Linked DNA regions of Homo sapiens: region 1 is linked to region 2. A link is an interaction called in ENCODE POLR2A ChIA-PET data of the cell type or tissue named here. Cell type or tissue: GM12878. All regions are shown on one strand. Each heading gives the region's core, and the rest is flanking DNA. Links, peaks and the distances in the headings are about the cores only.

Evidence for each region. Peaks named below come from ENCODE experiments on the same cell type or tissue, not always from the same donor. Only the 100,000 strongest peaks of a DNase experiment are listed, where the experiment ranks them.
Region 1: POLR2A ChIA-PET joins it to region 2 with 5 read pairs; 3 of 35 experiments call an interaction of 5 or more read pairs at or near these places.

What each region holds. Positions count from the first base shown.
Region 1 is chr13:40,359,266-40,368,889 of GRCh38, reverse strand. The region is part of intron 6 of LINC00598 (long intergenic non-protein coding RNA 598); the gene reads left to right. Among named protein-coding and RNA genes, the nearest start is that of LINC00598, 120 kb to the left of the region's middle. In GM12878, for the core only: no CTCF peak of the experiment used is centred there; no DNase peak of the experiment used is centred there.
Region 2 is chr13:40,647,788-40,659,317 of GRCh38, reverse strand. All of the region lies in intron 1 of FOXO1 (forkhead box O1), which reads left to right. Among named protein-coding and RNA genes, the nearest start is that of FOXO1, 13 kb to the left of the region's middle. RefSeq lists enhancers at 6,561-7,081, 7,082-7,603. In GM12878, for the core only: no CTCF peak of the experiment used is centred there; no DNase peak of the experiment used is centred there; H3K4me3 peaks cover 2,267 bases; H3K27ac peaks cover 2,680 bases.

The sequences.
Region 1 (9,624 bases), core at 1,625-9,624, 290 kb after region 2:
TTTTTGTTTGTTTTTTTGTGCATGTGTACATCAAAGAGTATTATAACTCAGAGAAAAAGCATTTACCTGCTCTTGGGTTAGAGGAAATTAAAGGAATGAAAGAAAGCATGCACTGGGGTGTTAGTTATCACGCAGCAGCAAGAAGCCCTGGGTCGGTGTTTCTTCACTGTGAAAGCAAGTTTGAACCTTGAGCCCAGATTACACGATGAACCTTGGCTTCTGATCTTAATAACGAATTTCTCCTAAGTTAACTTTTCCTCCATTTATTCCTCTAGTACTAACATAGCACTTTAGAACACTCTGATTATAGCAGGAATTTCTCCAGGCATACAGGGAAATTTGAACTTCTTAGCATTTAATGAAAAGCTCAGGTTTAATTTAATCCCTGTGATTAAGCTGGTTTAATTAATTTCTCATAGCACTTAAAACTTTGTTAATTTACCTGACTCGTGATAAGTTTACTTCCAGGCAGTTTTTCTTTTCCTAACATCAAGCTTGCTAAGAATACTGAATTGAAGTCGTGAACTTAGGTCAAAAACAATCATGCTTTGCAGTGAGGGTTGCCAAATACTTCACAGGACATAATGATACTAAAAGAAAAAAGTTTGTTTATCTGAAATTCAAATTTAACTGGGTGTCCTGTATTTTGATTTGCTAAATGTAGCAACCCTATTTGAACTTTGTAATAGATGCCCTCCTGAAATTTTGTGTTTGGGTAAAGATTTTGCAAATAAAATCATAAATGTTTTAGGGAGCTGAATGTCTGTCCTTTGATAAACACATGCGTAACAAGTTCAGATTTTTATATATCTGGCTTGCTTTAGGTGCAGTATATCTGTGTTTTATAAATTCAGTTAAAAAAATGTTTACTTTAAATATCAACCATTGCTTACCCTCCCTTACCCAGCCACAAATTATAGAATTTCATAATTTGCAAACTTCACAGCACGGTTTAGAAGTATACCATTGTTCATTCATGTCTACATTTAGGTGCCTACATTTCATGACTTTTGAGCCTCTTTCAGTGAAAACGCTAGCCTGGTGTGAACTTTGTGGGATTTTTTTGGAGCTCTCTGAACCATTACCCCAAAAGACTTCTGCCTAGGACTTTGGTAACCACGGTAACAACACTTAATAAATGCTCACTGTATACAAAACCATGTGTATGCTCTCTGCATGCATTATTTCATTCCAACCCTGATGCTCCTATGCCCTAGGGTACTATTATTATCTTCATTTCACAGAGGAAACAAAAGGCCCAGTAACTTGCCTATGGTTTCACAACCAATAAACGAAAGTGCTAGGATTTAAACCCAGGTCTGATTCCAACATGCTTTTTAACTCTTACCCACATCAGCGAGTTCCCCACCCCCACATAGATAAGTTGGGGGCTTGTGGTGGGCCTTGTGGAGCATGGGAGGTGTAGAGACTCACTGAGAGAAGGGAGAACCAAGAGACGTCTACTGTAATCAACTGGCGAGGTTTGATTCTGCAGCTCATGTAGGATAGAGTGGGTTGTTTCCATTCTCTTAAGAGATGGGTTTGCAATAGAAAGCCCAGGATTGAAATTCACAAATTATTTACAAATGCTTTGAAATTACAGTGCCTATAACTTAACTTCTGTGTACATAAAAGTCACCTGGAGGACTTGCAAAAAGATGCTTGAACCTGTGCTTTGAGGTTCTGATTAAGATTCCAATTCAGGCTGGGCACGGTGGCTCATGCCTGTTAATTCCAGCGCTTTGGGAGGCCGAGGCGGGCGGATCACCTGAGTTTGGGAGTTCAAGACCAGCCTGGCCAACATGATGAAACCCCATCTTTACTAAAAATACAAAAATTAGCCGGTGTGGTGGTGGGTGCCTGTAATCCCAGCTACTCGGGAGGCTGAGGCAGAGGTTGCAGTGAGTTGAGTTTGTGCCACTGCACGCCAGCCTGGGTGACAGAGCGAGACTCCATCTCAAAAAAAAAAAAAGATTCTAATTCAGTGGTCCTAGGAGTCTGAAAATCAGACCTGCTGCTTCGTACTTTTCAGCTTTACTTCACTCAGTTGCATGTGTGCGCCAATGCAGACACACTTTGAGAAACCCTGCTAGAGACTGAGTTCTGGGAGAGCAGGAATGTGTCTTATGTATCTTTGTATCCTCAAACCTAGAACAGAGCTAGACACATGGTAAACAACCAGAAATTACTGATAGGGAATTACAATGAATGATCTTAACTAACTAACTTATTAATTAAGGGTTTCCGTTGACATTTCAGGCAGCTCGAGAATAACGAATTGTAATTCTAAACATGACTTACAGAGTTTTCTTCTGGGTTTTATAAGTGTAAGAGTTGACTTTGATCTCCTGGGTCTACATTTCAGGGGTGTGGGATGGGCTGCTGGTGGTGACGAGCACGTATTTATATTTGTGTACGGTGAAATCCTCCCTGTGCTTTTTCGGTGAAACCAGTGGGCACACTTCTTAGGATGTGAATATGCATCTCTGCATTGCTCCTTTGCACAGTTGACACTGGAGATTAGAGTTGAGCTGTAAGCTTGTAAAAAGCCTTTGAGGAAACCCTTAATGAGGAACTGATCCTTTTAAATTCAAGTCTAATTACTTTTACAGCAACATTTCTATTTTGGATGCTTTCAATGAATAAAGTCTCTTTTATGCCATTGATGTAATACTAGCCCCTCCATTGCAGCAGAAAAAACACCCAACACGTGGCCTGACTCATAGACCCCAATGAGGGAGCCGATAACTCTTTTCTGCTTGAGCAGTTCACTTGATTTTAAAGGCCACCAGGAGAGAAAAACTTGGATCCCACGTTGACAAGCCCTTGAAAAGATTTCTATCTTTTTTCTGCTATCCAGTCATTTGCTTCCTCTACTCTTGGGGGGTGACAAGCAACCTCGGGCCACAAGCCTTTGAGTGTAGTGTCCTATGGGTCCCAGGGAAATTGGAAGGGGTATTGCAGTCATTTTAGTCACATAGACACATGCCTTTTCAATATCCAATGTTTGATGGAAGCCATTTGGGGGCACTCTGGCAACTGGGTTTTCACAAATTGGATTTTGGGACATAACAGACAGTAAGGAGGTATTTTACAAATTGTCCCCACCATAGCATAAAAAGATTACTTTAAAAAGCATCTCAGGGCTGGGTGCGGTGGCTGACACCTGTAATCCCAGCACTTTGGGAAGCCGTGGCGGGCAGATCATGAGGTCAGGAGTTCGCAGACCAGCCCGGCCAGCCTGGTGAAACCCCGTCTCTACTGAAAATACAAAAGTTAGGCCAGGCGCGATGGCTCACACCTGTAATCTCAGCACTTTGGGAGGCCGAGGCGGGTGGATTGCCTGAGGTCAGGAGTTAGAGACCAGCCTGGCCAACATAGTGAAACCCCGTTTCTACTAAAAATACAAAAAATAAGCTGGGCATGGTGGCAGGTGCCTGTAATCCCAGCTACTGGGGAGGCTGAGGCAGAAGAATAGCTTGAACCCAGGAGGCGGAGGTTGCAGTGAGCTGAGATCATGCCATTGCACTCTAGCCTGGGCAACAAGAGCGAAACTCTGTCTAGAAAAAAAAAAAGAAATAAAATAAAAAAATCAGCCAGGCGTGTGGCGCATGCCTGTAATCCCAGCACTCCAGAGGCTGAGGCAGGAGAACTGCTTGAAAACCCAGGGGGCAGAGGTTGCAGTGAGCGGAGATTGGACTACTACACTCCACCCTGGGCGAGAGAGCAAGACTCTGTCTTGGGGCAGGGGGAAGTATCTCAGGTTGGTAGAGGAGAAATGAGGTCTGAATTTTTCTCACTAACCTCCACCACAACAGAGTTTTTTTTTTTTTTTTTAAATGCAGATAGCACTTTTTGACAAGAGAGAGGAAGGCAAAATGGGAAGAACACTAAATTAAGAGCCTTTCACTGATTTACCAAGCTCACCTGAGCTTCATCTTGAAAAAGCTTCTGTGACTGCAAAACCTTCTATAAATATAAGGTGTTAAAATTCTGGCATCCACTGCCTGAATAGTGGGTGAATGAATAGAAGGCTGAGCTGCATGTGGGCAGAGGTGACATGAATGAATTCTTTATGTTATGGGGAGAGGGTGTGCAGACCATCCTCCCACCAAGTCTCTGAGATAGACGAGAGGTGTTGCCCATGGCCATCAGGTGATGGTATTGGGTTCTGGAGAATATGTGGTCAGCACAGGCTCTGGGCTAAAACAGAGGTCAAAATAAAATAGATACCAGATCTGCCACTTGTGGCTACATGACTCTGAGCAAGTCACCTAATGACTCTGAATTCCCATTTTCTCATCTACAAGGGCCATCCGCAGGGTGCCTTGTGCTAAAAAGCACATCGTAGCTGCTCATGAAATCAGAGTTATTGTTAATTACAAGCAGGGATTCTTTAATGTCAGGCGTTGGCTTGAGGTTCTAGCTGCCACAAGTCTTTGTCCAGTAATTCGTGCAATTATTTAATTGCATGAGTTGGGTTCTTTTTGATGCCTCTTCGTTAGCTATTCTGTGCTGTAAACATGGTCCTCGTGGACACTAAGATCTTTTTCCCATTCTTACCATCAGGATAGTTCTTATCAATATTGGTGTACATTTATCATGATGGATAAAGAGAAATGAGAGAAAGGCCAACAAGAACATTAAAACCTTAGAAGTTATGGAAGTTATGGAATCTCTGACGCAGTCTGTGTGCTGGCATCAGACTACTCAGGTGCAGACGCTGACACCATTAATTACTTGCTGCATGACCTTGGGCAAGGTACATGACCTCTAAGCCGCAGCTTACTCATTTATAAAATGGTGATAATAATAATGTTTATAATGTTTATATAGTATAGGAGGTAGTCATAAATCATTATAAGAATTAAGGTAAAAATATATGCAAAGTGCTTAGCATAGTGCTTACTATGAGCTGCTATGAGAACAATGTAAAATAAGCTGGAGATAAAAGCTGAAAAGTGGCTTGGAGGCTATCTAAAGTATATTATGAAAATGTAGAATGTCATAGAAAATGAGATGAAGTTTCAGCAGGAAAGATTAGGTCATGATGAAGAATAACACGACTCTAGGGATGATTAAACACTTGGGTAGAATTTCATCCTGCTTCTGATTTCTTATAGATTTTTTCTTCTAGTTCTTAGCTTTTGTGGAGCTGCATATTAATAGAATAGCAACCAAAACAAAGCTTTAAAAAATACAGTTAGAGACATTTGTTCCAAATACAACTCATGGCAAATACAATTACAGTCATTAATACCATTATCATTGAATGTCAAAGTGCTCCTGCTGATTCCACAGGCAATGGCTGGGATTAGGATTGGGCATGAGATGACAACACCAAAGACAAAGCCCACCTCCTAGGTGCTTAGATACAGAGGTATAAACCGTAGTCCTTGCCTCAAGAAGAACCATCCATCTAAAACGGGACATCAAGTAGTCAGGGAAGATAGGAACACTGGCTGTGTATGTAGCGTTTGGCAGAGAGTGGACTGGGCTCCATGCATTTCTTGTTCATTTCTTGCTCAGTATCCCCAGGAAGTGCAGTTCAGAAGGTAAGTTAAATAACATCTCCCAGGCAGAGAGTTAAATCGTGGTTAGACAGTATTCAAATGCAGGTCCCTTTGACGCTGCAGGGTTTTCATGATGCCTTATGGCCATGCACACGTGGTATAGAATGCCTGGTGTTACCTTAGGTCAGAGATGATCAGTGAGGCCCAAATGAGAAGTGAAGGGGATCCGAGAGGGGTCTGTGTGGGTCTTTGAGGAAGAGCTGGGAGTTGAGTGGTGTTCTGAGAAGGGGTTATCCATCAGACTCTTTGCAGGCAAGAGACCTACTCAGGTTTACTTAATTAATTGGAAAGATGCTGGTGGCTCATGGAACTGAAGAAAACGCCGAGGAGGAGGAGGAGGGCTGGGGCAGAGTTTCTTAGTGAGTGGGAAATAAAGGAGCTAGAGCAGGAAGGTGGCCACCTTCCCTGTCGGCTACATTGTCCGCTTCCATAGTTTTTAGTTCTCAAATTTCCTAATTAAAAAAAGCCTCCTGACTTCTAGAGTTAAGAGAACAGAATCATTTCAGTGATTCACTCACGTTATCTTATGCCGGCCTCATCACTTCCTTTCCAGTCAAACTTCAGGGCTCCTGAGCTACCCACTGGGTAGTTGCAAACATGGAGTGTGAGTTTCTCTGGACTGGAATATGAAGCGAAGCCATAGGCAGCCAGACTGTGGGGCAGGGGTGGGGAGTGGTGAGTCAGAGGAAGACAGAACCCTTGGAGGTTAGGTTGGAGGCAGGAGGGAAGGTGGGGCTACTGACAGTCAAATCCATTGGGTTTGGGTGAAGAGGTCACCTGTAATCCTTTTTCGTTTGTTTTTTAGAGACAGGATCTCACTCTGTTGCCCAGGCTGGAGTGCGGTGGTGCCATCACACCTAACTATAGCTCAAATTCTTGGGCTCAAGCGATCCTCCTACCTCAGCCTCCCTAGAAGTTAGGACTACAGGGGCATACCACCACATTCAGCTAAATGTTTTTTTTGTTTTTTTTTTTGTTTTGTTTTTGCATTATTATTATTTTTTTTTAATTATACTTTAAGTTTTAGGGTACATGTGCACATTGTGCAGGTTAGTTACATATGTATACATGTGCCATGCTGGTGCACTGCACCCACTAACTCGTCATCTAGCATTAGGTATATCTCCTGATGCTATCCCTCCCCCCTCCCCCCACCCCACAACAGTCCCCAGAGTGTGATATTCCCCTTCCTGTGTCCATGTGATCTCATTGTTCAATTCCCACCTATGAGTGAGAATATGCGGTGTTTGGTTTTTTGTTCTTGCGATAGTTTACTGAGAATGATGATTTCCAATTTCATCCATGTCCCTACAGAGGACATGAACTCATCATTTTTTATGGCTGCATAGTATTCCATGGTGTATATGTGCCACATTTTCTTAATCCAGTCTATCATTGTTGGACATTTGGGTTGGTTCCAAGTCTTTGCTATTGTGAATAATGCCGCAATAAACATACGTGTGCATGTGTCTTTATAGCAGCATGATGTATAGTCCTTTGGGTATATACCCAGTAATGGGATGGCTGGGTCAAATGGTATTTCCAGTTCTAGATCCCTGAGGAATCGCCACACTGACTTCCACAATGGTTGAACTAGTTTACAGTCCCACCAACAGTGTAAAAGTGTTCCTATTTCTCCACATCCTCTCCAGCACCTGTTGTTTCCTGACTTTTTAATGATTGCCATTCTAACTGGTGTGAGATGGTATCTCATTGTGGTTTTGATTTGCATTTCTCTGATGGCCAGTGATGGTGAGCATTTTTTCATGTGTTTTTTGGCTGCATAAATGTCTTCTTTTGAGAAGTGTCTGTTCATGTCCTTCACCCACTTTTTGATGGGGTTGTTTGTTTTTTTCTTGTAAATTTGTTTGAGCTCATTGTAGATTCTGGATATTAGCCCTTTGTCAGATGAGTAGGTTGCGAAAATTTTCTCCCATTTTGTAGGTTGCCTATTCACTCTGATTGTAGTTTCTTTTGCTGTGCAGAAGCTCTTTAGTTTAATTAGATCCCATTTGTCAATTTTGTCTTTTGTTGCCATTGCTTCTGGTGTTTTAGACATGAAGTCCTTGCCCATGCCTATGTCCTGAATGGTAATGCCTAGGTTTTCTTCTAGGGTTTTTATGGTTTTAGGTCTAACGTTTAAGTCTTTAATCCATCTTGAATTGATTTTTGTATAAGGTGTAAGGAAGGGATCCAGTTTCAGCTTTCTACATATGGCTAGCCCGTTTTCCCAGCACCATTTATTAAATAGGGAATCCTTTCCCCATTGTTTGTTTTTCTCAGGTTTGTCAAAGATCAGATAATTGTAGATATGCGGCGTTATTTCTGAGGGCTCTGTTCTGTTCCATTGATCTATATCTCTGTTTTTGTACCAGTACCATGCTGTTTTGGTTACTGTAGCCTTGTAGTGTAGTTTGAAGTCAGGTAGTGTGATGCCTCCAGCTTTGTTCTTTTGGCTTAGGAATGACTTGGCGATGCGGGCTCTTTTTTGGTTCCATATGAACTTTAAAGTATTTTTTTCCAATTCTGTGAAGAAAGTCATTGGTAGCTTGATGGGGATGGCATTGAATCTGTAAATTACCTTGGGCAGTATGGCCATTTTCACGATTTTGATTCTTCCTACCCATGAGCATGGAATGTTCTTCCATTTGTTTGTATCCTCTTTTATTTCCTTGAGCAGTGGTTTGTAGTTCTCCTTGAAGAGGTCCTTCACATCCCTTGTAAGTTGGATTCCTAGGTATTTTATTCTCTTTGAAGCAATTGTGAATGGGAGTTCACTCATGATTTGGCTCTCTGTTTGTCTGTTGTTGGTGTATAAGAATGCTTGTGATTTTTGTACATTGATTTTGTATCCTGAGACTTTGCTGAAGTTGCTTATCAGCTTAAGGAGATTTTGGGCTGAGACAATGGGGTTTTCTAGATATACAATCATGTCGTCTGCAAACAGGGACAATTTGACTTCCTCTTTTCCTAATTGAATAGCCTTTATTTCCTTCTCCTGCCTGATTGCCCTGGCCAGAACTTCCAACACTATGTTGAATAGGAGTGGTGAGAGAGGGCATCCCTGTCTTGTGCCAGTTTTTAAAGGGAATGCTTCCAGTTTTTGCCCATTCAGTATGATATTGGCTGTGGGTTTGTCATAGATAGCTCTTATTATTTTGAAATACGTCCCATCAATACCTAATTTATTGAGAGTTTTTAGCATGAAGGGTTGTTGAATTTTGTCAAAGGCTTTTTCTGCATCTATTGAGATAATCATGTGGTTTTTGTCTTTGGCTCTGTTTATATGCTGGATTACATTTATTGATTTGCGTATATTGAACCAGCCTTGCATCCCAGGGATGAAGCCCACGTCATCATGGTGGATAAGCTTTTTGATGTGCTGCTGGATTCGGTTTGCCAGTATTTTATTGAGGATTTTTGCATCAATGTTCATCAAGGATATTGGTCTAAAATTCTCTTTTTTGGTTGTGTCTCTGCCTGGCTTTGGTATCAGAATGATGCTGGCCTCATAAAATGAGTTAGGGAGGATTCCCTCTTTTTCTATTGATTGGAATAGTTTCAGAAGGAATGGTACCAGTTCCTCCTTGTACCTCTGGTAGAATTCGGCTGTGAATCCATCTGGTCCTGGACTTTTTTTGGTTGGTAAGCTATTGATTATTGCCACAATTTCAGATCCTGTTATTGGTCTATTCAGAGATTCAACTTCTTCCTGGTTTAGTCTTGGGAGAGTGTATGTGTCCAGGAATTTATCCATTTCTTCTAGATTTTCTAGTTTATTTGCGTAGAGTTGTTTGTAGTATTCCCTGATGGTAGTTTGTATTTCTGTGGGATCGGTGGTGATATCCCCTTTATCATTTTTTATTGCATCTATTTGATTCTTCTCTCTTTTTTTCTTTATTAGTCTTGCTAGCGGTCTATCAATTTTGTTGATCCTTTCAAAAAACCAGCTCCTGGATTCATTAATTTTTTGAAGGGTTTTTTGTTTCTCTATTTCCTTCAGTTCTGCTCTGATTTTAGTTATTTCTTGCCTTCTGCTAGCTTTTGAATG
Region 2 (11,530 bases), core at 1,555-9,554:
TTTGAGACGGAGTCTTGCTCTGTCACCCAGGCTGGAGTGCAGTGGCGTGATCTCAGCCCCCTGCAACCTCTGCCTCCCAGGTTCAGGTGATTCTCCTGCCTCAGCCTCCCGAGTAGCTGGGATTACAGGCACATGCCACCACACCTGGATAATTTTTGTATTTTTAGTAGAGACAGGGTTTCACCATGTTGGTCAGGCTGGTCTCGAACTCCTAACCTCGTGATCTGCCCACCTAAAGTGCTGGGATTACAGGCGTGAGCCACTGGGCCCAGCCTAAGTCTTCCTTTTCTTTTCTTTTTCTTTTTTGAGATGGAGTCTTGCTCAGTCATCCAGGCTGGAGTGCAGTGGTGCAATCTTGGCTCACTGCAAGCTCCGCCTCCCGGGTTCACGCTATTCTCCTGCCTCAGCCTCCTGAGTAGCTGAGACTACAGGCGCCCACCACCACGCCCGGCTAATTTTTTTTTGTATTTTTAGTAGAGACGGGATTTCACCGTGTTAGCCAGGATGGTCTCCATCTCCTGACCTTGTGATCCACCCGCCTCGGCCTCCCAAAGTGCTAGGATTACAGGCGTAAGCCACTGCGCCCGGCCACGTCTTCCTTTTCTTAGCTTTGCTTTGAGAAATCGTTTCTTATCTTGGATTCCATTACAATGGTCCTCCTGCCATCTGGCTTCTCCAGTTGGTTCGCTTATTTTTCCTTCTCCTATCCTCATTCATAAGTATACCTCAGGACTAGTTGTGGACTTTTTCTCTGGTATTTTCTTAGGTAACTTACTCTCTGTTGCCTTGTGTATCCAGTTACCTAAAGGCTCTGGAGGTCCCACTTTTATCTCAAATCCAGCATGTCTAAAACTGAACATACTGTATTTCCCCCTGCCCTCAGATGGCTCATTTCAAGGTCCCCAGTTGGGTTAATGGTCTAGTTAGTTCTTTCCCTAGTTTTCAAACCTTGGTGTCTTCTTGAGCACTCTCCTGGTGTTTAGTGTTCCCAAGTCTGTTAACTCTTCTTTCTCAGGGTCTGTTGAGACTTTCCGTTCCTACCCGCTAACCATTCCCCTCGTTTAGCTTTTAGTATTTCAGGCCTAGACGCTCCTGTCCCCAGAGCTTAGATCATCTTGAGCCCTGAAATTCAGCAGATCTTGCTCAGTGTGCAAGGTTCAAGTCAGTTCACCAACTTCCAATCTTGGCTCCTACCCAGAGGAATTTTTGTCCTCTGAGTGAATATCTGGTAATCTTTTAATTCATGCTGCTGTGTATTATATATAATTTAACTTTAATGTCTGTATGTCTTGGCTTCTCAGTTACATTGTAAATATGTTGTTAGGAAAAAAATTCTTTCTTGATACATGGGTCTTTTATATTTCAGCTTCCTGTGTGTTGAGAATATCACAGTCTGTATCATGTGAGAATAATTTAAGAAGTAGTATAACTAAAGAACAGTGATTATTTTGTTTTCAACAGATTGTCAGAGTCCTTTTTTTTCCATTTATTTGTTGAATAATTACTGTGTACAAGATGTGCTAGGTGTTTTTGAGTGGTAGCAATGACTCAAAACATAGATCCAGTAGGAAGACTAGATGCAATGTGTAAGTAACTATGATATACAGTGGGAAGAGTTAAGTGTCTTAGAGAAAAATGAAGTTCTGTATTGGCCGTTGAACCAGGCTTTGAAAATGGGAGATTGGGCCTGGCACAGTGGGTCATGCCTGTAATCCCAGCACTTTGGGAGGCCAAGGTGGGCAGATCATTTGAGGTCAGGAGTTAGAAACCAGCTTGGCCAACATGGCAACACCCTGTCACTGCTAAAAATAGAAGAGATTAAGTGAGTGTGGTGGCATGCATCTGTAGTCCCAGCTACTTGTGAGGCTGAGGCAGGAGAATTGCTTGAACTTGGGGCAGGGGGTTGGAGGGGTGGAGGTTGCGGTTAGCCGAGATCACGCCACTGTAGTCCAGCCTGGGCGACACAGCAAGACTCCCATCTCAAAAAAAAAAAAAAAAGAAAAAAAAGGATGGGAGATTGTTCCCTTACGATTTCGCTATGAAAATTTTCAAGCATTCAGCAAAATTGGAAGAATTTCTACTACCTTTTCTACTAATGACATTTCATTATGCTTGCTTGATCATATATCTGTGTAAATGCACATCTTTCTGTCCATTAGTTCATCTTATTTTCAAGATATATTTTTGGGATGGTGGACTGGCATTCATAAAGGCCTGAAAATATGGGAAGCATCAGTTTCTCTGAGTGCGAAGTCAGGAGATTGAGACCATCCTGGCTAACACGGTGAAATCCCGTCTCTACTAAAAAGACAGAAAAAAATTAGCCAAGTGTGGTGGCGGGTGCCTGTAGTCACAGCTACTCGGGAGGCTGAGGCGGGAGAATGGTGTGAATCCAGGAGGCGGAGCTTACAGTGAGCCTGGATCGTGCCACTGCACTCCAGCCTGGGCGACAGAGAGAGACTCGGTCTCAAAAAAAAAAAAAAATTTCTCAGAGTGATAGGCATGTGAAATACACAAACAGTTTGAAAAGTATAGGTAGAAAGGACATATTATGAAAATAATGCTGTGTTATGGACCAAATTTATCAAATGATATCTTTGTTTTTGCCAAATAAGAAATTATGAAAATATGATTACATTAAACAATTTTAAAATGCAACTACTTAGGAACACACTTGTGTAAATATGGAGACCTATGGAATGCAATTTATAGCCAGTGTACTGCAGTTGATTTTGAAACTGACATACGGAATTTGGCAATACATAGAACAGATTATGTAATTGACTTAATGTGAATAGTTGGCATTTACAATGTATTTAGCTTTTTGCTTGATCTGTTCTTTAAAATTAACTTCAGTGAGGCCCAGTGTCCTGGTAGCAGAGTGATTCAAAGAAAGAAAGATTACTATTAAATTAAGTCTTGCTTTTTTGAAAAATGAGAAATTCTGAATTGAAGTCAGCAATTTCAAAATATACTTAAGGCAATTATGAGGGAAGGTTATATTGGCTTGAAAAGATACTTCAAAATGTAAATGTCAGTTCTAATATTGCCTTAGCTAAATATTAGATATCCTTGATGGCTTTCTTATTGCAATAATTATCTTCCCACTAACCCAAATGCAAGAATGAAGATTATAATGGGATATTTCAATAGATCCAGAGGAGGTTAAATTTGGATAGGCCAAATGCAAAACTGACACCATTACAGTCCAATAGGACTGAATGTATTAACTGTTAAGTGTACTTGGAGTGAGTCTGACTAGCTCATGTTGAACCAAAAGGTTTATGCAGTAAAAATGGCATTGTGGCACATCAGAAGGCACAGTTGTAGATTAAATAACACTCATCAGCCATTTAGAAATGGCAAGTGTTGAGGAGAGCTGTCCGGGCGCGGTGGCTCACACCTGTAATCCCAGCACTTTGGGAGGTTGAGGTGGGTAGATCACTGGAAGCCAGGAGTTGGCCTGGCCAATATAGTGAAATCCCATCTCTACTAAAAATACAAAAAATTAGCCAGTGGTGATGGTGCATGCCTGTGGTCCCTGCTACTTGGGAGACTGAGGCACGAAAATGCCTCAGACCTGTGAGGTGGAGGCTGTAGTGAGCTGAGATTATGCCACGACACTCCGGCCTGAGCCTGGGCGACAGCAAGACTCTGCCAAAAAAAAAAAAAAAAAAAAAGAAGTGTAGAAAACTATTTTACTAATATATTTATCCCTATAGAAGCAGACATTTTATTTAAAAGGTACATTGCTGATGAGGGGTGGGGGACAGTTAAATAAATGAAAAAGCCCACTACCGTGAGGTTTTATTAAATGTCTAAGTTACCTTCCACGTGGAGAAAATAGCTTTCAGACGCACCAGGATCTCACACTTGCATGATTGTTAATGATGTCAGGCAAAACTAGTCAAAACCAACTAGGAAACAATATGGAACTGGCCAGTCTAATTTTTTTTTTTTTTTTTTTTTGAGATGGGGTCTAACTCTGTCACCAAGCTGGAGTGCGGTGGCCCAATCTTGGCTCACTGCAACCTCTGCCTCCCAGGTTCAAGCGATTCTCCTGCCTCACCCTCCCAAATAGCTGGGATTACAGGCACACCTGTAATAGTAGAGACCACCACACCTAGCTAATTTTTGTATTTTTAGTAGGGACGGGGTTTCACCATGTTGGCCAGACTGGTCTCGAAATCCTGACCTCAACTGATCCACCCACCTTGGCCTCCCAAAGTGCTGGGATCACTGGCATGAGCCCCCACGCCCTGCCGACCACTATTGATGTTTGTAGATCCAGTGAAGTTCAGAATTACAGCACATCTTTGGTCTTTTAATTTTTGTAAGTAAAGATATTATATAAAACATCTTCATCCTTCAACTTCATTCTCATCTTGGTTCTAATTTTGAAGGGAGGGTTCCCTGAGGGTTCTTATCTCCCTCAGGGAAGGGAGGTAGATCATTTCTTTCAAGATAGCCTATCTCTGCTGACCTTAAGTCATAGGAGTTCTTTAATTCTTAGAGACCTCTGCCTTCTCAGAGGCCAGTACCACCTCTAAAGTGTCGTGGCCCCTTGGTCTACACTGCAGCACCCCTCATCTGGGAAGTGCTGTTATCTCCAGTAAGCCCCACTGTATTCTTTATACATCTCTGGCCAGCCACATATAGAAATTTCCAGGCTGTCAACTTTTTCAGTGTGACTTGGTTCCAGCATCTTGTATACAGATCTTCGAGACCTAAAAAGAAAATCTTTTTTTTCTGCGTTGATGTATTTTTCTCCCTAGATGATGTTTGTCTTTTTCTTTTTCTTCTTTTTTTTTTTTTTTGTGACAGAGTCTCGCTCTGTCGCCCAGGCTGGAGTGCAGTGACACCATCTCGGTTCACTGCAACCTCCGCCTCCAGAGTTCAAGTAGTTCTCCGTCTCAGCCTCCTGAGTAGCTGGGATTACAGGCGGCCACCACCACGCCTGGCTAATTTTTTTTTTTTTTTTTTTTTTTTTTTTTTAGTATTTTTAGTAGAGATGAGGTTTCACTGTCTTGGCTAGGCTGGTCTTGAACTCCTGACCTTGTGACCTGCCCACCTCAGCCTCCCAAAGTGCTGAGATTACAGGCATGAGCCACCGAGCCTGGTCAGATGATGTTTGTCTTAATAAAGATGTCATTCATTCTTTGAGCAGTTCCAGTTACAGAGCTGGTCCTAATGATATACCCCATGAGCTTAACAGCCCTGGAACCCCTACCTGTCTTATCTGATAAGGGCAAAACTGTGATGAGAAAGAGGGTGGAAGAGAGGGCTTCCCTTGTATGCTTTTGTTCTTTTTTGTTTCATTAAAGATATTTCTTGGATAAACAGTTTTTCTCAATTGCTGTTCTAACAGTCTGGAAAATATAGGTCATGGTTTTGTGACTCTCTACTCTTACTATGTTAGAGATATGATAAAGCATCCATGTTGAGGGAAAATATGTGTTTCTGTTTAAAACCGTGGTTTCCCCATCTTGAAGGTGTTATAGTACTGCCTTTGTAAGTACTGGTGAGTACTTACAAAGTACTTACTGGTGAGGGGCTGGGTTTTTGCTCAGTTAAAAATCTGAAAGTAGCCAAGTGAACCTGGCATCAGGAAAGGGAGGGAACCTCTGTGGTTGTATTTTGTAACTGCAGTAAAAAAGCCAATGCGCATGATTAATCCTCCTAAGTCTTATTTGGGCCTAATGAGGAAAGGAGGAAGAGGGAAACCAGTTTGCATTATGTGGGAAGATAAAGATTTCTTCAATGGTTTGGTATTCTGAAGAGTTAGCTGAGGCCGGGAGGCACTGGGCTTTGTCTCCTCAGTGTTTCGGCCCTCTCCTTTCATATTGGTTTTCCTTTTTTAATTAAAAAATTAGTGCATTTCCTCTGCGGGTACCAGGCTCAGAAGCCTGCCATGCAAGTGGCTGAGCGAAAACCCCTCTTTGAGTGAGGAATCCCCAGCACAGAATGAGAGGGTCTTCATCTTGCAGCAGTGGCAAGGGTGAGAGTGAAAAGGCACCCTGCATTCTGTACCTGAAAAGAAATGCATTTAGAGGCTGGGCGTGGTGGCTCGTGCCTGTAATGTCAGCAATTTGGGAGGCTGAAGCGGGTGGATCATGAGGTTAGGAGTTCGAGACAAGCCTGGCAACATGGTGAAACCCTGCCTCTACTAAAAACACAAAAATTAGCCAGGCGTGGTGGTGCGTGTCTGTAATCCCAGCTACTCGGGAGGCTGAGGCAGGAGAATGGCTTGAACCCAGGAGGTGGAGGTTACAGTGAGCCGAGATTGTGCCACTGCACTCCAGCCTGGGCGACAGAGCAATACTCTTGTCTTGAAGAAAAAAAAAAAGAGAAATGCACTTAGATTTCAAATTTAGTTTGGAAAGAGAAATTATAATTGAATCACCTAATTCCCAGGCTTGTAAATGTTGTGTCCTTCAAAGCTTGAAAGCAAAATAACCACATAAATATTTGGGAGTGGTTCATACAAGTAAACGTCAAATACTTGAGACATTTTGGTTGCTTGGAAGCAAGGTCAAAGGAAATGGTTTGCATATGGTTTAGCTAGAAGCTCTTATTTTGGCAGATTCTTGAGGTAGTAACGGTCACAATGTGGATTTTATTGTTCTATTTTGACATGAAAAAGGTTTTTTCTCTTCTCTAACCTTCAGGATAGAGTTGCATAAGTAACATCAAGATAGGCATGTTCAGTCACCATAATTTTGTATCAGAGATGATGTGCCTTCATGAGCTGTGAGGTTTAATTTGCAGAATCATCAGTTTGGGCCGGCACGGTGGCTCACGCCTGTAATCCCAGTACTTTGGGAGGCCTAGGCGGGTGGATAACCTGAGGTTAGGAGTTCGATACCAGCCTGGGCCACATGGCGAAACCTCGTGTTTACTAAAAATGCAAAAATTAGCCAGGCGTGTTGGCGGACCCTGGGGAGCCAGAGGTTGCAGTGAGCGGAGATCTTGCCGCTACACTCCAGCCTGGGCGACAGAGACTCCAACTCAAAAAAAAAAAAAAAAAAGAATCACCAGTTTGTTACACCAGTAGGTTTCAGCCTGCCATCATTCATACTATACTGTGATTTGAATACAGGAGAAAGTGGGCTCTCTTGAATTACAGTTACCTCATCTGTTTGCAGCAGAACTCTCTCTCTGCAGGGCTACCTCCTAAACGGGGAGTGGGGAGGGAGGAGAGGGGAACTTGCAAAACTTGTAAATATCGATTGGGGTTGTTTGTGTACTTGGCACCAAGCTGGTTGCATTGGAAACTTTTCTCTCTGGATGGGTAGGTATGTAGGCCATCATGAAATTTACATGTGGTGAATGGGAAAGCTTCCTGTGGATCATCCTACCCTGAGAGTTCTTCAATCTGTATGACTGAATTGGTCTCTCCCCTTCAACCTTTTAGGATTTAATTTTCTCTTCAGTGGCCCATTATGACATTTACATACGTTGAATTTGAAAGATTCCCATACTCCCAGTCTCTTCTGTTACCGGTGTGCCTGGAGCAGTTTGTTGAATTTGTGAAATTTTGAGATAGAATGAATTTTGTAGGACCTGAATTTATTTATAATCTTATATTTATATTATAAATATGATGTATATTTAGATGTATATTTATGTTATAAATATAATGTATATTTAGATGTATATTTGTATGTCATGTATTTGTATTAACATGAAGTCTTTCTGATGATGATAAAACACTATTTTTAAACATTTAGCAGTTGATGACTACATTTTAGAGGTCATCAAAATGTTTTATTTTTTCCTCTCTTGAAGTTATTTGGTATAATTAAAAAAATTCATACTAAGGAAATTTATCAGGGTTAAAGATTCCTGTAATTAGGCATGTTTTGATGTTATTGATATCCTCTTTTCTGGTTTTGGAGTGGATACTTTCCCTGCTGTGACCTCTGTGCTCTGTAGTGGTTCTCCTAGGGAATTATATTCCAGTAATTCTGGGTATTTCTTTAAGGTGCTTTGTATTTCTTGAAGTGCCATTTTGATACTTTCAGTGTTCTGAACTGTACCTAGAACGTACTTTTTATAAAAAGGAAGCAGAGTCCATCCAGGCAGAGAGAGTACTGTGTGCCTGTAGTCTTGTCTATTCGCAAGGCTGAGGCCAGAGGATCCCTTGAGCCCAGGAGTTCAAGTCCAGGCTGGGCAACACACTGGGACCATGTTTCTTAAAAAAAAACAAAAACAAAAAACAAAAAACAAAAAACCAAAAAAACTAGGCAGTGCGTGGTGGCTCACACCTGTAACCCCAGCACTTTGGGAGGCTGAGGTTGGCGGATCACTTGAAGTCAGCAGATCACTTGAGGTTAGGAGTTTGAGATCAGCCTGGCTAACGTGGTGAAACCCAGTCTCTACTAAAAATACACAAATTAGCTGGGCATGGTGGTGCATGCCTGTAGTCCCAGCTACTCGGGAGGCTGAGGCAGGACAATTGCTTGAATCCAGGAGGCAGAGGTTGCAGTGAGCCAAGATTGCGCCACTGCACTCCAGCCTGGGTAACAGAGTGAGACTCCATCTCAAAAAACAACAACAATTAACAACAACAAAAACCAAAGCTAAACAAGAGCAGAATCCAGATTATTAAAATAACAATTTAAAAAGCATGATTGTCACAGGCTTCAATAATTACCTGCCTGCTCTTGAGTGTTTAGGTTGGTCTTGGAATCGGCCTGTCCCTGTGCTTGAGGAGTGGACCCTCAGGGTGTCACTGCCCTTCTTTGTGATCTCTTTTTAGCCTACTGTCCTTCCTTTGGTGCCTAACTCAGAAATAAACATTCTTAATCTGTTCAGCTTAATTGAGATTCAAACCTCTTAAAAAGTAGTTTTGTCAAGAGGCGTGTGAACCAGAGCAACTCCATTTTGAATAGGAGCTGGGTAAAATGAGGCTGAGACCTACTGGGCTGCATTCCCAGACGGTTAAGGCATTCTAACTCACTGGATGAGATAGTTGGTCAGCACAAGATACAGGTCATAAAGACCTTGCTGGTAAAACAGGTTGCAGTAAAGAAGCCAGCTAAAACCCACCAAAACAAAGATGGCCACGAGAGTGACCTCTGGTTGTTCTCACTGCCACACTCCCACAAGCCCCATGACAGTTTACAAGTGCTGTGGCAAAGTCAGGAAGTTACTCTATATATATAGTCTAAAAAGGGGAGGCATGAATAATCCACCCCTCGTTTAGCATATCATCAAGAAATAGCCATAAAAATGGGCAATCAGCAGCCCTTGGGCTGCTTTGTCTACGGAGTAGCCATTCTTTTATTACTTTACTTTCCTAATAAACTTGCTTTCACTTTACTCTAGGGACTCGTCCAGAATTCTTCCTTGTGGGAGATCCAAGAACTGTCATTTGAGGTCTGGATTGGGACCCCTTTCCTGTAATAGTTTGAATGTTAAAGTTTGTGCCATTGCATTCTTTGGTGTGATTGCTTTATTCTGAACTAGAGGTGAAGAATGTGGGGAATGTGGAATAAAATGAAGGGAATATATCAGTACAGATGGAGCTCATAATTTATGGTGAATTTCTCATTCCTCACAATTGGAGGGTATATGTTTGAAGTGAGTCAATTTCTGAATTTATTACCTAATTTGATTGTATGCCTTATACATTATATTTTTAAGAAAAAAATTAAAATAATTATTGTGCTCTGTGATCTCATTGAACGATGTAAATGATCTTGGGTCATGTAAAATGCTGAACATATAGGAGGACCCTACTTAATAATTTCCTTTGCGATGAAAATAGGGACACATTTTAATCAAAGACAAACTGTTGATGGTTATGTTTCTTAGACTAACCATGACTTCCGCCTGTGTTTATGGCAAGAAGGGAAAAGGAAAACACTTTCATCCACAGAAGTCATCAATTCTGTCATGATTGACAACTTGGGGGCCTCCAATTAAGCCTCATTTATACTCCCCACCCCCCATTTTTTTAGAGAATTGATTTTAAAGGGTATTGGGAGGAAGAAGTAATTAAGTCAGAGAGATAAAATGAGAACTTAAAACACTTCAGATTGTAGAGTAATGCATCAGAGGGATTCTTTTCAAGACAGAATTGTCTGTGATCCTTAACTGTGTGAATACACTCCTTGGATTTGAAATGAAGACAACCCCTTTCCACTTAGTCATGTGCCCTATGAGGCTTGTTTCTGTGTGGCTTGCTGAGACTCACTTAAAATGACATTGACTTTTATTAAACCTTAAGGTTTGTGATGGGCTTTTTGCACAAAAGCCTACTTCTCCAGGGGACGTCCCTGCTCTCTCAGGTTGCTATCTTGTTACTCTGGCCTGAAACAAGTTAGCAGCCACTTTCCCGCAGACCTGCACAAGGCACATCACATCAACGGCTGTTGATTAGAGCATAATGACTTGTTAGATCATGTTTATTGTGCAAATGAACCTGAATGTTACTAGGACAGCATATCCATGTAGGCTTAGAAAACTTAATTTTTAATGCCCCTTCTATCTTTCATCAGGCTAAAGCTTTTGGATTTATGGTTATTCATTCTAGCTATAAATATATTAATAGTATTTTGGGCTGGTCAGATATGGGGCATGACCTTTGACATCCTGCTTGGCTATGCCTGGGAATTTGACATCCTTCAATTTAGGTGGAATTCCCTTGTTTTGTTTCCTGTGATAGTGTGGGGAAATACACATTTTGGCTCCTTCGGCAGAGGAAGACAGGAAAAAAGTAAAATTGGAATGCACTAAGAAAGTATTAATGATTTTATTTCTGCTGTGTATAGTTGAATGCACATGCTTTTTATGGAAGCCTGAGCCTATGAAAATAGTGCACAATAATAAGAAAATGCTAACAATCATATTTAGTTTTTGCATTTTTTAATTTGGATTTATTTTTTGACTAGTTTGACATTTTTGGGTTTTTGAACTGTTTTGCATCTAAGTATACATGGTGGAAAGAACTTTTTGTGATGCCTTTACTAGTATTATCAGTACAGAGTATCAACAGTTGGGAAGAGCTACAAAAGGGAACTCTTAGCCGGTGTGTATTTTGACCTGAGGAAGGGAGTGTTCTGTTGCTACCAACTAAAAGTTTATGAGTGTGCTTCTGTTTCCTGAATGTAATCAGCACCTCCATCAATAATTATCCCTGTAGGGGAACACAATATGGCTTTCCTCTACTGTAGGTTCTTTGACTGAGCCAATAATTAAATTGACATAAGGCAGACTAACAAGATAAAAAAAAAATTGTATTTTCTTATGCACTGGTGACTCGAAGAAGAGTCAGATGATTGAAACTTATAGAGCATCCTCAGCTATAAGTTAATGGGGATTATACAGATAAAGGGGAAAAGACAAAGAGACTCTTACCACTCTTGCTTTGACCAGACTCTGCAGGCATAGATGTGGGAGCCCAATGTGGTAAAAAGTCTTAGCTACAGCTGGCGTTTTGTCAGGGTCTCAGGATCCTGCAGCTGGAACAGTCCTGGAGCTAGTAGTGTTCCAGCCAGTGAAGGATGCTCCACATTGGGCACCA